Linked DNA regions of Homo sapiens: region 1 is linked to region 2. A link is a contact called in ENCODE Hi-C or POLR2A ChIA-PET data. All regions are on one chromosome and are shown on one strand. Each heading gives the region's core, a stretch centred on a gene start or an enhancer-like site at or near the end of the contact. The rest is flanking DNA. Distances are from core to core; before and after follow the strand shown.

What was found. Hi-C counts contacts between places; a loop is a spot of excess contacts on that map. ChIA-PET counts read pairs that join two places held with the same protein, here RNA polymerase II (POLR2A). Pooled maps may share reads with other maps.
Region 1: a loop to region 2 is called in a pooled map, with 6 times the contacts of the local background. The contact joins the promoter of SNAP47 here to the enhancer-like site in region 2. A Hi-C loop is called at or near these places in 1 of 168 maps with a recorded cell type or tissue (B cell) and 5 of 50 pooled maps. POLR2A ChIA-PET finds 5 or more read pairs at or near these places in 1 of 52 experiments (WTC11).

Annotation. Positions count from the first base shown.
Region 1 is chr1:227,734,131-227,740,768 of GRCh38, forward strand. SNAP47 (synaptosome associated protein 47) reads left to right here and starts at 1,305. Exons shown (of 5, transcript NM_053052.4): 1 at 1,305-1,369. It overlaps JMJD4 (jumonji domain containing 4), which reads right to left and starts at 1,172. Exons shown (of 6, transcript NM_023007.3): 1 at 882-1,172; 2 at 521-686. The coding sequence starts at 1,143. RefSeq lists silencers at 694-893, 1,354-1,643 and an enhancer at 6,564-6,638.
Region 2 is chr1:226,623,315-226,629,754 of GRCh38, forward strand. No RefSeq gene overlaps it. Among named protein-coding and RNA genes, the nearest start is that of ITPKB-IT1, 49 kb to the right of the region's middle. RefSeq lists an enhancer at 4,626-4,725. Within about 2 kb of position 3,322, at least 2 of the 41 ENCODE cell types and tissues checked have a DNase peak (open chromatin) inside an H3K27ac peak, as active enhancers do.

The DNA.
Region 1 (6,638 bases), core at 55-2,554, 1.1 Mb after region 2:
GCTTCCAGATGGCTGCAGCCCCCAAAGAGCCCCAGACCCTCCTCTGAGCCAGACGCTGCTGGCGGGGGAGGGGGCGGGGCAGTCTGACTACAATGGTTCTGCTTATTAGAAAGTACTGATCATGCCTATAATCCCAGTGCTTTGAGATGCTGAGGTGGATGCATCACCTGAGCTCAGGAGTTCAAGACCAGCCTGGGCAACATGGTGAAACCTAGTCTCTTTAAAAAAAAAAAAAAAAAAAAAAAAAGCCGGGAGTGGAGACGCCTTCCTGTAATCCCAGGTACTAGGGAGGCTGAGGAGATCTCTCTCAAAAAAAAAGGAAAAAAAACCATATTGACCTCCCAAAGAACAACACTTGCAGCCATGCGGAAGACAATCCAGTTTCTTTTAAACTGATTAAAGTGCCTCACGGGGAAAAATAGCTCCGTTGTGCACCCAGGGGCCACCTTCATCAGAAAGGCCTCTGGGTTCACGCAGCGCTAGGGAAGGCAGCGCCTCGGTGCGTCCCAAGCCCCATTACCTGCACAAGTGCCAGTCTTTGAGGTAGAGACAGCCCCTGGGAGAGGAGTAGCCCGCCTGTATGTACTCTTTCCAGTAGGTGATGTAGTCTCTGAGAGTCATGTGCTCTTTGGGGTTCGAGTTGTATTCCTGGACCCCACAGTTTGCAACTGGTACAACCACGTCTCCTGAAATGAAAGGCACGGTCCATGCCATCTCCCTGGGCCCCGTCCTCACTCCAAACCGTCTGCAGAGGAACTCTCCAGGGGCCACGCGCCTGGCCTCCCTCACCCTCCCTGGTGCCCCTCTCTAGGCGGGGGCCTCCCGGGCCTGGGTCCCGCCGGCCTTTCCTCCCCGCCCGGGGTCTGCGGCCGCCGCCCCACCGTAGGTCCGTAGCAGGTGGTCGAAGTCGGGCCTCCCCGCGGGCGTCACCCAGCGCCGCCGGCTGCCCCAGCCCTGCGTGAAGGCGCTGGAAAACACGCAGGGCAGGTTGGGCAGCAAGAAGCCCCGCACAAAGTCGGCGTAGGAGAAGGCGCCCGGCTCCGAGACGAAGGCTACCCGGCCCGGAGCCTGGCCGACGCCGGGGACATCGACCCCCAGGCCTCGGAAGTGGCTGTCGGCGAGGGCGCGCGTCTCGCGGTCCATCCAGCTCAGCACGGGTCGAAGGACCCTCCTCCTCACTTCCGCCGGAGCGGAAACGGTGAGGACCAGCCTCGGAACCAGAAGACGCAGGGCGCCGCGTTTCTGCCCCGCCAGCGCCTGGGGCTCCGGGCCTGCACGCATGCGCGCGGCTCGCCGCGGTCTTCACTGCGCAGGCGCCGAGCGGCCGAGGCGCCGCGGTCGGCTCTGGGACTCGTCTGGCGTCCCTCAGGTGAGCGACGGTGTTGGTCTGTTGGGCGCCCGGCCCAAGCCAAGCCGTAGCGTCCGCCCTCGGCTCAGTCCGCGCGCTGTGGCTGACACAGCCCGAGCCCTCCTTCCCGCATCCCCGGGGGGTGGGGGGTATGCGGGCTGCGCTGGGAGAGGGGCGGGGACAGAGGCGGTTCTGGGGGCGGGAGTGCGGCGGTGCGGGGGCGCCCAGGGATGATGGGACCCGGAGAGAACGGTGGGACCCAGAGGGAGAGCTGGGGGGCCCTGGGATGGTGGGATCTAGCGGAGATGGTAGGGTCCTGGAGGAGATGGTGGGGACCTGGAGAGGACGGTGGCACTTGGAGGGGATGGAGACGGGATCTGGAGGGGACGGTGGGACCTGGAGGGGATGGGGACAGTGGGGACCTGGAGAGGACGGTGGGATCTGGAGGGGATGGGTACAGTGGGGACCTGGAGAGGACGGTGGGGACCTGGAGAGGACGGTGGCACTTGGAGGAGATGGGGACATTGAGGACCTGGAGGGGACAGTGGGGATTTGGAGGGGACGGTAGCACTTGGAAGGGATGGGGACAGTGGGTTCCTGGAGGGATCAGTGGCACCTGGAGGGGACATGGGATCTAGAGAGGATGGTGGGGACCTGGAGGAAAATGGTGGGAGGGCTGGAGGGGGCAGGGTAACCTAGATGGGCGAATGGGGCCCACAGGGGACCTGGAGGGCATGGCAAGGGGCCCCAGGGGATGACGGGTGTCTGGAGAAGATGGTGGGGAATGAGGGAGGGTGTGAAATGAAGGTGTGGTGGGAGTGTGGGTAGGGATTTGGGGCTGTGTACACATGAGCAGGGCTGAAGTGGGAGGACATCGGAGTAGTGACATGAGGAGTGTTTTGCCAAACTTGCAACTGGAGTTACCCCAAAAGTGGCGGCAAGGGAGTTCCCCACACTATCCTCAGGTGGGACCAGTTGGGATACCAAAGAAAGAAGTGCTAAATGCATGGTAAGCCCAGAGCAGTTTTTTTTTTTTTTTTTTTTTTTTTTTTTTTTTTTGAGACAGTATGCAGTGGCACCATCACAGCTTACTGCAGCTTCCACCTCCTGGGCTTGATGAATTCTTTAATTCTGCTTCAGCCTCCCAAGTAGCTGGGACTACAGGCATGAGCCACTATGCCCAGCTTAGTTTTGTTTTTTTGTTTTTGTTTTTTTTTTTTTTTTTTGTAGAGACAGGGTCTCTGTGTTGCCCAAGCCGGTGTTGAACGTTTGGGCTCAAGCAATCCTTCTGCCTTGGCCTCCCTAAGTGCTGGGATTACAGGTGTGAGCCACTGCGCCAGGCCCTGCCTAGAGGTTTTGTTAGGGGAACTTTCATATAGAGTGGGCTGCGGTAGTCCTCGAGACGGGCAGTAAGGGAAAAGGGATGTCCTCCCTAGGTATGTCTCTTGGAAGGGGTGTGGGTTATGGAGTTTATAGGAAGGTTTCAGGAATTTGGCTCAGGGCCAAGGCCGTTTTCTTTGTAGTAAACCTAGATACTTTCTTCCATGCCTGGAAATGTTAAAGGCCCTGGATTGGGTTGAAGCCTGGTGGGGAAAACCTGTGGTTGGGGCACAGAGGGATCAGGGTACTCTGTGATTTTCGGCCAGGACACGAAAGTGGGGCCATGGGGGACCCTATGTGATGTATGTCTTGGTGTGCTGGAGAAATCAGCTCAAAGCTACCCACATGGATGCAGAAGGAAAGATAGCAGATTTATTGCCCCCGAAGCCTGGCAGGCTGTGTGCACATAGGTGCTCTGCGAGAGAGTGCAGAGTCTGGGCAGCATTTCCCAGGCGTCTTGACAGGGAGGTGGAAGGAGGAACAGTTAGAACCGCTCATCTCTCCCAGAGAAATGAGAGGCAGCTTGTGCTGGTTTGCACACAGTGCGAGGCCTTTGAGTTAGGTTTGGAGGTCTGATGACATTCTAGGGGCCATCAGACCATGACTGTGTCTTGTAAAATCTGGACACTGGGCTATCTCATTCCAGACCAAACAGAGGCATCCTAAGCGGGAGAGGGGCACCTGCCTTCCCTTTATGAAGCAATGGAAATGTTGTTTTATTTACTCTTATAAGTGGGGATATGGGAGGTTCTAGGAGTGCTGGGGCTCTGAGCCTTGCTGGAAGACTCTTTCCAAGGGGTGTGAGGTTTACCCAGGAGAACAGGGAGGAGCAGAAGAGGGAGGACCAAGGTCTGAGGAGTTGGAGGGAGGACTAGGAGGAAAGTGAGTTTTGGGAGTCTGAGTCCAGGTAAAGGTGGGATATGAGGGCAGGGACAGGAGGCGGAGAGTTGTTTTGGGGATTGTGTGATTCAGTGCGTGCTATGGTCCCTTCCTAGTCAGCCCTATTGTGGCTTGTGTGATCACGGTATGCAATTGTTTATTGGGGTTTTTTTTACACTAGAGAATCAGAATGTCTGGAGAAGTTACAGTTGCAGAGAAAGAATCACCTCCAGTTCCGTCCAGAGATGACTGGGGTTTTTTTGCTTTGGTTTTTTTTGGTTTTTTTGTTTTTTGTTTTTTGTTTTGTTGTTTTTGCTGTTTTGAGACCGCGTCTTATTCTGTCACCCAGGCTGGAGTGCAATGGCATGATCTTGGCTCACTGCAACCTCCGCCTCCCAGGTTCAAGTGATTCTCCTGCCTCAGCCTCCTGAGTAGCGAAGATTACAGGCGCGCACCACCACGCCCAGCTAATTTTTGTATTTTTAGTAGAGACGGGGTTTCACCATGTTGGTCAGGCTGGTCTCGAACTCCTGACCTTGTGATCTGCCCGACTCGGCCTCCCAAAGTGCTGGGATTACAGGCGTGAGCCACCGCACACCCAGCCGAGATGACCGTTTTTTATTCCTGGTGTAGAGCCGGCTTTTCTACATTCCTTCACACATACATTCATTCATTCATTCATTCTCTCTCTCCACTCTTCTCTCCCCCCAGTCCTTGCCTATACGTTCACGCACATGTATGCACACACACTCACACATACACAGTCTCTTTCTCCATCGTGTATAATATACATATATAAACTTTTGCTGCTTTTAGTCTTTTGTTTTTTATTTAACAATATGCTGTAACATCTTGCCACATATTGACCTCAATATTGACAATTAATTGACCTTAATTGATCTTGCCACATATTGTTCCTTAATTGCTAGTAGTCATTTGATTTTGGTTGTGGTGCATGCAGATCATGGGAGGCCAATGGGGAAGATGTGGGGAGCAGAGTGTTTATAATTGTCTCAAGATCTTGGAATATGGTTCCGAGTTTGCCTCATGGGGAAACTGAAATTCAGGTGGGCATTGCCTGGAAGGAGTTCCTGCAGCTCCGTGGTTGAGCCTGTTTCCTAAGAAAGGAGCATTTGGGCTAGCAGGTCCACAGCTCCCTGAGATCACTGAGCCCCTAGGACTTGGTGGGAGATGGAGCTCTCGTTCTTGAGATGGAACTCTGTGGTTTAGTTCGCTGGTCCGCAGGGTGCCCCCTCGGGTCAGTGTCACCACTGTATACGCAGGAGGCCTGGAGTGTTATCAGCTCTCATGGGACTGGAACATAGGCTTGTGTCACCCAGAGCCCGCTAGATCAGCCCTGGCATCGCTTGGGAATGGCAAGAAATCCACATTCTTGGGCCCCACACAATACTCCATTAGGATGGTTTTTTGTTTTTGTTTTAAAACGGGGTCTTCCTCTGTCACTCAGGCTGGAATGCAATAGCGCTATCTTGGCTCACTGCAACCTCTGCCTTCTGGGCTGAAGTGATCCTCCACCTCAGCCTCCCAGAGTGCTGAGATTACAGGTATGAGCCACTGTGCCTGGCCAGGACGGGTTTTAAGTCAGCACTTTGGAGAAAATGCAGTACGCTTTGTGCCGAATATGTGCTCCTCTGTCACTGTGTTGCATGCAAACAGCCCCAGTGAGGGTGTCTGCACTTTGTGGCTAGAGTTGGGAACCTCTGAGGGAGTGGAAAGAGGGTCTGAGGAGCAGGGGAGGGGAGCCTGGAAAGATTGGCCGCACCCTACCGCCCCTGTGGGCACACACAGCCACCACTGTTCTCACTTAGCTTCTTGGTTGCGAGGTAGTGGAAGGTGTGCAAGATGTTTGTTCTGTGACTGCGGAAATTAACTAAAAATAAGTTGTTTACTGGGTACTGAGCCTCACTCAGGGGACCCTTGAGTGATGGAAATGCTGAAAGAGACCCATTGTACAGATCGCCCTGCGTGCTGAGCCATCCCTGTGCTGCAGACTTCCTCCCCAAGAGCGTCACTTGTGTGGGTTGGCTGCAGACACCCTTGGGCCCCTGGCCATGACCTCCCTCGAGGATTCAGCTGTGTGTTCTCAGGGTCAGCGCGGGTCCCCAGGCCCACACCTGCACTGGAGGAAGGAGGTTGCAGATTGCAACAGGCAGGGACACCGTGAGGGCTCCAGGACCTGGACTGATTGCAGAACTATGTGGTACAGGAGGGCATAGGCACAGCTCTGTTTCCATGTGGTGTGGTTGTGGTCAACTCAGCACAAATTCATTGGGTGCCCATGGTGTGTAGCGGGCCTTGCGGCCCTCCCATGATAGTGCCTTCTGTAGTGCGACAGTCATGAAAGCACCAACTCTCTGGAGTTTTGCTTGGGCCATGGTTGGTGACAGTGCCTTAGGAAGGCGAGGAAGCCCTCCGAACAGAGACCTGCGGAGTGGAGCCACCAATGAGACTCCCTGGTGTGGAAAGGCTGCTGGGAGCAGAGGGCAGGGGAAGGCCAGGGCAGGGAGGCCGCAGGTCCTGCAGAGTCCATGAGGCTGCGGTAAGGAACTTGGATCTCATTCCAAGTACACAGGGAAAGGCTTTGGGCAGAGAAGTGACATATTCTAATTCTGTTCAATGACTATCTCATTGACTGCTGGAGGGGGAATGGGTGATGGGGACAGGATGAGGTCAGGAGGTTGCCTGAGATGTTGTCCAGGTGTGGAGGGAGGGAGGACTGCCTTGGATGGTGGAACTGTGGAAAGTAACTAAAAGTAGATTGTTTCCTGGAGATTGAGTCTCATTCAGGGGGCACACATATAATGGAAAGACTGAGAGAGACCCATTGTACAGATTGCAGTGTGTGATGAGTGAGTCCCTGTGACTACAACACCTTCCCCCAAGTGTGTTGCTTGTGCTGGTTGGCCCAGACAATGCCTGTGCCAGGTCAGTGATGTGGTCTTGGGGTGGAGGGTGGGGACACAGCTGCCAGGACATGCTCATGGCATGTTTCTTGAGGGGGAGGAAGAGA
Region 2 (6,440 bases), core at 2,072-4,571:
GCTCACTGCAGCCTCGACTACAGGCTCACCACTAAGCTCAGATATTTTTAACTTTTTTAGAGATGGGGCTCTCACTATTTGTCCAGGCTGGTCTTGAACTCCTGGCTTCAAATTATCCTCCCACTTTGGCCTGCTTTGGCCTCTCAAACGTTACTCCTTCTGAGCAGAACTTTGTTTGAAAGAGGAAAACATACCATTGATATACAGTGGTTTACTATGCATCTTTGGCTATAGCCTGTGATAAATTGTGTCTCACTACTATTTATCTTACTCTATTAATTTTTTCATAAAGGCAGTACCTAGAGTTTTGGTACAAAACTAAAAGTAACAGAAGGACCCAGTTTTGTGGGAGGAACTCCACCTCCTTCCTCCCCAATCTACCGATGGGTCTCCTTTCCAGATACAAGGGTCCTTACTAGAGAATTCCTTGCCATCACAAACTGTTACCAACCTAGCTTTTTTCCAGTTAACAGTACAACCTGGGGAGTGCTCCTTCTCAGTGCTGATAGCTGCTTCATTCATGTAAGAGCTGCACAAGGTGTAGGTATGTATTTAACCAGCCCCCACAATGACACAGAGGTCATCTTCAATCTTTTACTGTCCCAGAAAGGAACATTCTTGTACCAATGTCATTTGACGTGTGGGCCATGGTATCTGTAAATAAAAACCTGGAAAGTTTTGCTGGGCCCTTGAGTATGTGCTTAAAAAAATCTGGAATGCTGGCCGGGCGCGGTGGCTCACACCTGTAATCCCAGCACTTTGGGAGGCCAAGGTGGGCAGATCACCTGAGGTCAGGAGTTTAAGACTAGCCTGGCCAACATGGTGAAACACGTCTGTACTAAAAACACAAAAAAATTAGCCAGGCATGGTGGCAGGCGCCTGTAGTCCCAGCTACTCAGGAGGCTGAGGAAGGAGAATCGCTTGAACCCAGGAGGCAGAGGTTGCAGTGAGCTGAGATCGCACCACTGCACTCCAGCCTGGGCGACATGAGCGAAACTCTGTCTCAAAAAAAAAAAAAAAAAAAAAATGGAATACTTATTGCCAAATTGTCCCTTACAAAAGTAGCATAGCTTTTTTAACAAGCTCATTGATGTATGTGTTGATATATTATTTGTTATTGCTCCTTATTTCATGAGTTTTAGCATTTACAAATAGTTAGATTTGTTTTTTTATAAACAGATTCTACTAAGAATTTGTGAGCTCCATAAACAGCAAGTTACTGCCCCTGCCCAAGCCCAGGTGCTGTTCTAATCCTGACAAGGGCACTGTCATGGATCCTGGGTGGTGGGGGATGGGGGTGGTCCCAAGGTCTCACCTGCTCACTGGGGTGCATGGGCTGTGGTAGGCCCTCTAAGTTCTATTTTTCCATTCCTTCAACTAACAGGTTCCAAGTTGCCACTATGTACCAGGCCCCGGGCTGCAGCTGGGGATGCCAGGATGATGACAATTCACAGTGTGGAATAAGTGCCAAAAAAGAAGGGCTCGGGGACACGGAAGGGGAGCCCATCTCTGTCAGGAGGATTCCGGATGATTTAGTCACAAAACAGTGACTAGAACAAAATCCTTACGCATGTACATACTTCTGATTATGAAAGCCAATTATGCTTGTTGGGAAATTTTTAAGTAAGCAAAAAACTGTAAGGTAGAAAAGAAAAACCTTTGGGAGGCCAAGGCGGGTGGATCACAGGAGGTCAGGAGTTCAAGACCAGCCTGACTAACATGATGAAACCCCATCTCTAATAAAAATACAAAAAATTAGCCAGGTGTGGTGGTGGATGCCTATAATCCTAGCTACTTGGGAGGCTGAGGCAGGAGAATCGCTTGGACCTGGGAGGCGGAGGTTGCAGTTAGCCAAAATCGCGCCACTGTTCTCCAGCCTGGGCAATAAGAACAAAACTCTCAAAAAAAAAAAAAAAAAAAGAGAAACCACTCATTATCCCATCACTCAAACCAATCTCTGTTAATAATCTGATGTTTTTCTTTTAATTCTGAAACTTCAGGACTCACTGGCACATCCACTTCTCAATTCTGCATTTCTCACTGAGTGCGGCAGTGTGTGTCTGCCTGCCTGCTGCGCCCCAGCAATCCTCTGATGCTATCCCCATGACTCCTGCCCAGGTCTGGTTCCTGAACTCCAGGCCCACGTGTCCAGTTGGCCTCAGATGTGGATGTCCCACAGCCACCTGTAACTAGATGTGTCTCAACTAAACTCATTCCCTGCTCCCCTGCCCTCCAGTCCTGCCTGTCCTCCCATGCTCCCAGCTCAGGGTGGGCCATCCCCATGCTTCTGGCCTACCAGCCAGTCATTCTCGGGACACCCAGGCCCACGATGTTACAGCCACAGTGGAAGGGCATCCATGCAACCTCATCGTCATCTCTCCTGCTCATGGCCTTGACCTCACTTCAGGACCCCATCATCTCTCCTCTGCTTCACCTGACCTCCTCCTAATGAATCTCCTCGCATTGTCTTCCCTTCTTTAAGCCACAGGCAGCCAGAGTGACCCCATCACATGCAAATGTGATCTCATCATGCCCCACCTTGACAGCCTCCAAGGACACCTGCTTGTCACTGCAGGAAAGTCCATGCGCCTCACCCTGGCTCCCCAGGTCGTGATCCAGCCCTGACCCCTTCACCAGCTCCACAAGGGTCCTCTGCTCCCACTGCCTGGAGTGACTCCAGATGAAGCATGCTCTGGAGGTGCCTCTGTGACCTTCATGTTCTGCTCCATCCTCCAATCTCCTGGTGCCACGTCCTCTGCAAAGCCTCCCTTCAGTGACCTTCTTGTCCCTCTCCTGGGTCAGGCCTCCTCTGTACTCCGTGGAGCCCCATGTTTGCCCCACCACGGCCCTCTTCACACTGCATGCCATGTGCCTGCGAACCCGACCACTGCCACGCCATGCCCTATATCTGGGTTCTAATCCTGGCTCTGGCATTCACTAGCTGTGCAAACTTGGTCAAATTATTCAATCTCTCTGAGCATGTTTCCTAATTTATACATGTATTTATGATAACACTAATAGCACCCCCCTCAACTGGGGGTGCTAGTAGTGTACAGATGAAATAAAGTAACCGGTGTACAGTGTGCACCACCCTGCCCAGCACACAGGAAGCCCTCCCTAACCTTTGGTTTTGGCGATTCCTTCATCATTGCCATGGTCACTGCCTTTCTGCCAGGGCAAAGATGTAGCCAGGCTGGGAGAAGCCATGAAAGAAAGGGAGCTTTCTCTTCTCCAGGGCATTCCTGGGGGTACAGGATTGGACGTCGCTGAGCTCCTGACCCGTCTTCCTTTTCTTCGGGCACCTTGTAATGCACCCGACCGTCCAGAAGGGGGCAGCCTCTGCAGGCGGCGCCAGGCTATTTCAGACGCCTCTGTAGGCGGCCCTCTTGATCTCACTCCAGCACGTGTTCTCAGAAAGCATGACTAAAATTGGGCATTTTTTTTTCCATTGAAATAAAAACAGGGCTGCTGTCGACAGCAAACTGGCTCTGTAAGATACTGTTTGTCCATAATTTGCAGAAGCTATTTTTAAAATAACCCAAACACATGTTGCCACATTGAAAGCCACAGAAATTAGCATTGCACTTTTTCCCCCCAAAACTGCTTTACTCATTCACAAGTTTGAAAAGGTACAGGTTGGAAGTTAGAAACCGTCCAGGATGTTAGTTAGCAACAGATGCACCGTTATCGACCCCAAATTCAAATGTTGAAGCCCTAACCCTTCATGTGTATTTGGAGATAGGGCGTGTGAGGAGATGGTAAGGGTTGAATGGGTCATAAAGGTGAGGCCCTAACCCAATAGGGCTAGTTGCCTTATAAGCAGAGGAGTGTGCTCTCTGCAGTGTGAGGACGTAGTGAGAAGGTGGCTGTCTGCAAGCCAGGAAGAGAGCCCTCCTTAGAAACTGAACTAGCCTGGCCTTGATCTTGGACTTTCCACCCTCCAGACCTGTGAGAAAATACATTTCAGTTAAGCCATGCAGTGTGTGCTGTGTTTTTATGGCAGTCCAAACAGACTGAGACAGGTGTCTGATGGCACTTTGACCCTCTCTTGTATTATTGTTGTCATTATTACATCAACTCGTTATTTTCTTGTTTAAAAAAAACCCTGCAAGCCCTCATGTCTTGCTAAAGCATGAAATCCATCTTCTCACTCCTGGTTTGCCATTCCCTTTCTCACTTGCTTGTTGAATTTGTCATCTCAGGCCCATGCATGGCACTTGAAATGCCAGGAGCGGGCCACAGCTGTTGCAGTAAAACAGCAAGAAAAATGACTTGTCCACTGTTTCGAGGTGTTTGTGGGAACTAGGATAATATTCCGTGTTTCTGTGGGAGGGCATGGGAGCCAGCCTGTGAGCTAAAGAGTAAACTTGGTTCTGCACAGTCAGTCTGCTGTGAGGAGAGAGGACTGGGGTGTGGGGGGTGCCTAGGTTGTGCTCCCCTGAAGGGTTTCAGAGAGCCCAGAACAAAAACAGTGCCTCCTTAGAGAGACCCAGGGTCCCCACCTGCATTAGTCCATTTTCACACTGCTATAAAGAACTACCTAAGACTGGGTAATTTATGAAGAAAAAAAAGGTTTCATTGACTCACAGTTCTGCATGGTTGGGGAAGTCTCAGGAAACTTACAATCATGGCAGAAGGCAAAGAGGAAGCAAGGCACGTCTTACGTGGTGGCAGGAGAGAGTGAGCGAGGCGGGGAAATGCCAAACACTTTTAAAACATCAGATCTTGTGGGAACTCACTTATATCATGAGAACAGCAGGGGGGAAACCACCTCTATGATCCAATCACCTCCCACCAGGTCCCTCCCTCGACATGTGGTGATTACAATTCAAGATGAGATTTGAGTGGGGGGACACAGAGCCAAACCATATCCCCACCCCACCCCAACTCCCCCAGTCCTGCTGGAGAGCAAGTCCTGCCAGTTGATCTTGGGGGCTAGAGCCAAGGGTTGCTGCAACTCAGCTGTCCATACTCCACAGGGCCTGGCCAGGTCCCCAAACCAGGACTCAGCTTGACAACGGCTGTCTCAGTAGTCCCAGAATAGTGCTGGTGCCGGGGCAAACCCCGCTGCTGTGGAGACCTCCTGGACTGCTCAGGAATAGGGCGCAGAGTCAGGGAAAGGTTTTGAACCTTGTTTCAAAGCCTGCATCTGTTGCCTACCAGCTGTGTGATCTTAGATGAGTTACTCACCCTCTCTGTGCCTCTGCTTTCTTACCTACAAAGTGGGGTCGACGAAGCTGATCATAGACTTTTTTATAAAGATTAAGCTACTTAGCTTTAATCACCTGGTATGGTGCCTGGCACAAAGCAATCTTTAATTGCTACTGGTTGCCATTATTCTCAGGCAGGAGTTGGCAAACTTTCTCTGTATAGGGCCAGATGGTAAATATTTTAGGCTTTGCAGCCGCGCGGTCTCCGTGACAACTACACAATTCAACTCTGCTATTATAGTACTAAAGCAGTTACAGACCAAACATAAATTAATGGCATGGCTGTTTCCAATAGACTATTTAGGAAATCAGGTGGGCCATATTTCTAAGGTGACGCCTGTTCAGAAGCTGGGCGGTTAAGGGAGTGGAAAAGAGGGGGCCAGGGGCCAGGCAGGTCTCTGACGCACAGAAATGTCACACACTAGAGGCAGCAGGCGAAGGGGCCACTCGTCCATGATGTCTTACTGGGCAGGGTTATTACAAGCCTGGGCCCATACACCATCTGGGCATTTACCAATGGACTTTGGAGGCTGGGGGGTGTCCGTGGGTCCCTAAATTTGTACATAGAATCATTTGTGTACATGCATATGAGTTGTTCTGGAGAGATTTACAGCTTCCTCTAAATTATCTAAGGTATATGTGACCCAAAAGGTGAAGAACTACCATGTTAACACAAGCGACCATCTGGACGTCAGTGAAGACCTCCCAGAGATTGTGGTGCCCTAGCAGAGGTGGGGAGGAGAGGTCGCAGGGCTGACCCGGCCCACAGCTGCTTAGAAGCAGGCCTCTCCCAGTGCCTCTCGCAGGGTCTTTCCCTCATCGCCAATTCTCAGACTGGTTCGAGGAGTATTGTTCTGGTGTGCCCTGGTATGGAGACGGTCTCCTCTCACCAACACTGCTGAGCACTCCACAGTCAACCTACCGTGGCACCCTGCGGAGCTCCTTTATTCTCAGCTTCTCTCCCCTACCCAGACCAGAATTGGGGGGCAGTCCCATGTGACCCCAGCCTCCTGCCCAATCGAATAAAAGGGTGAAGCCCTCAGTCGAGGACATACAAGGGGCAGAGAGGACCGGCAGGGGCTGGGGGCTGGATGGACGCTGCCTTGCTGGCGTTTGCTGGAAAAAGGTCCCATCCAAACTTAGTTTACACAATGTGCCAGACTGCAGCCACCCAGCCATGGCCAGTACGGTGCCTGTGGTCTTGGAGCCACATCACCAATGCTGCCACCA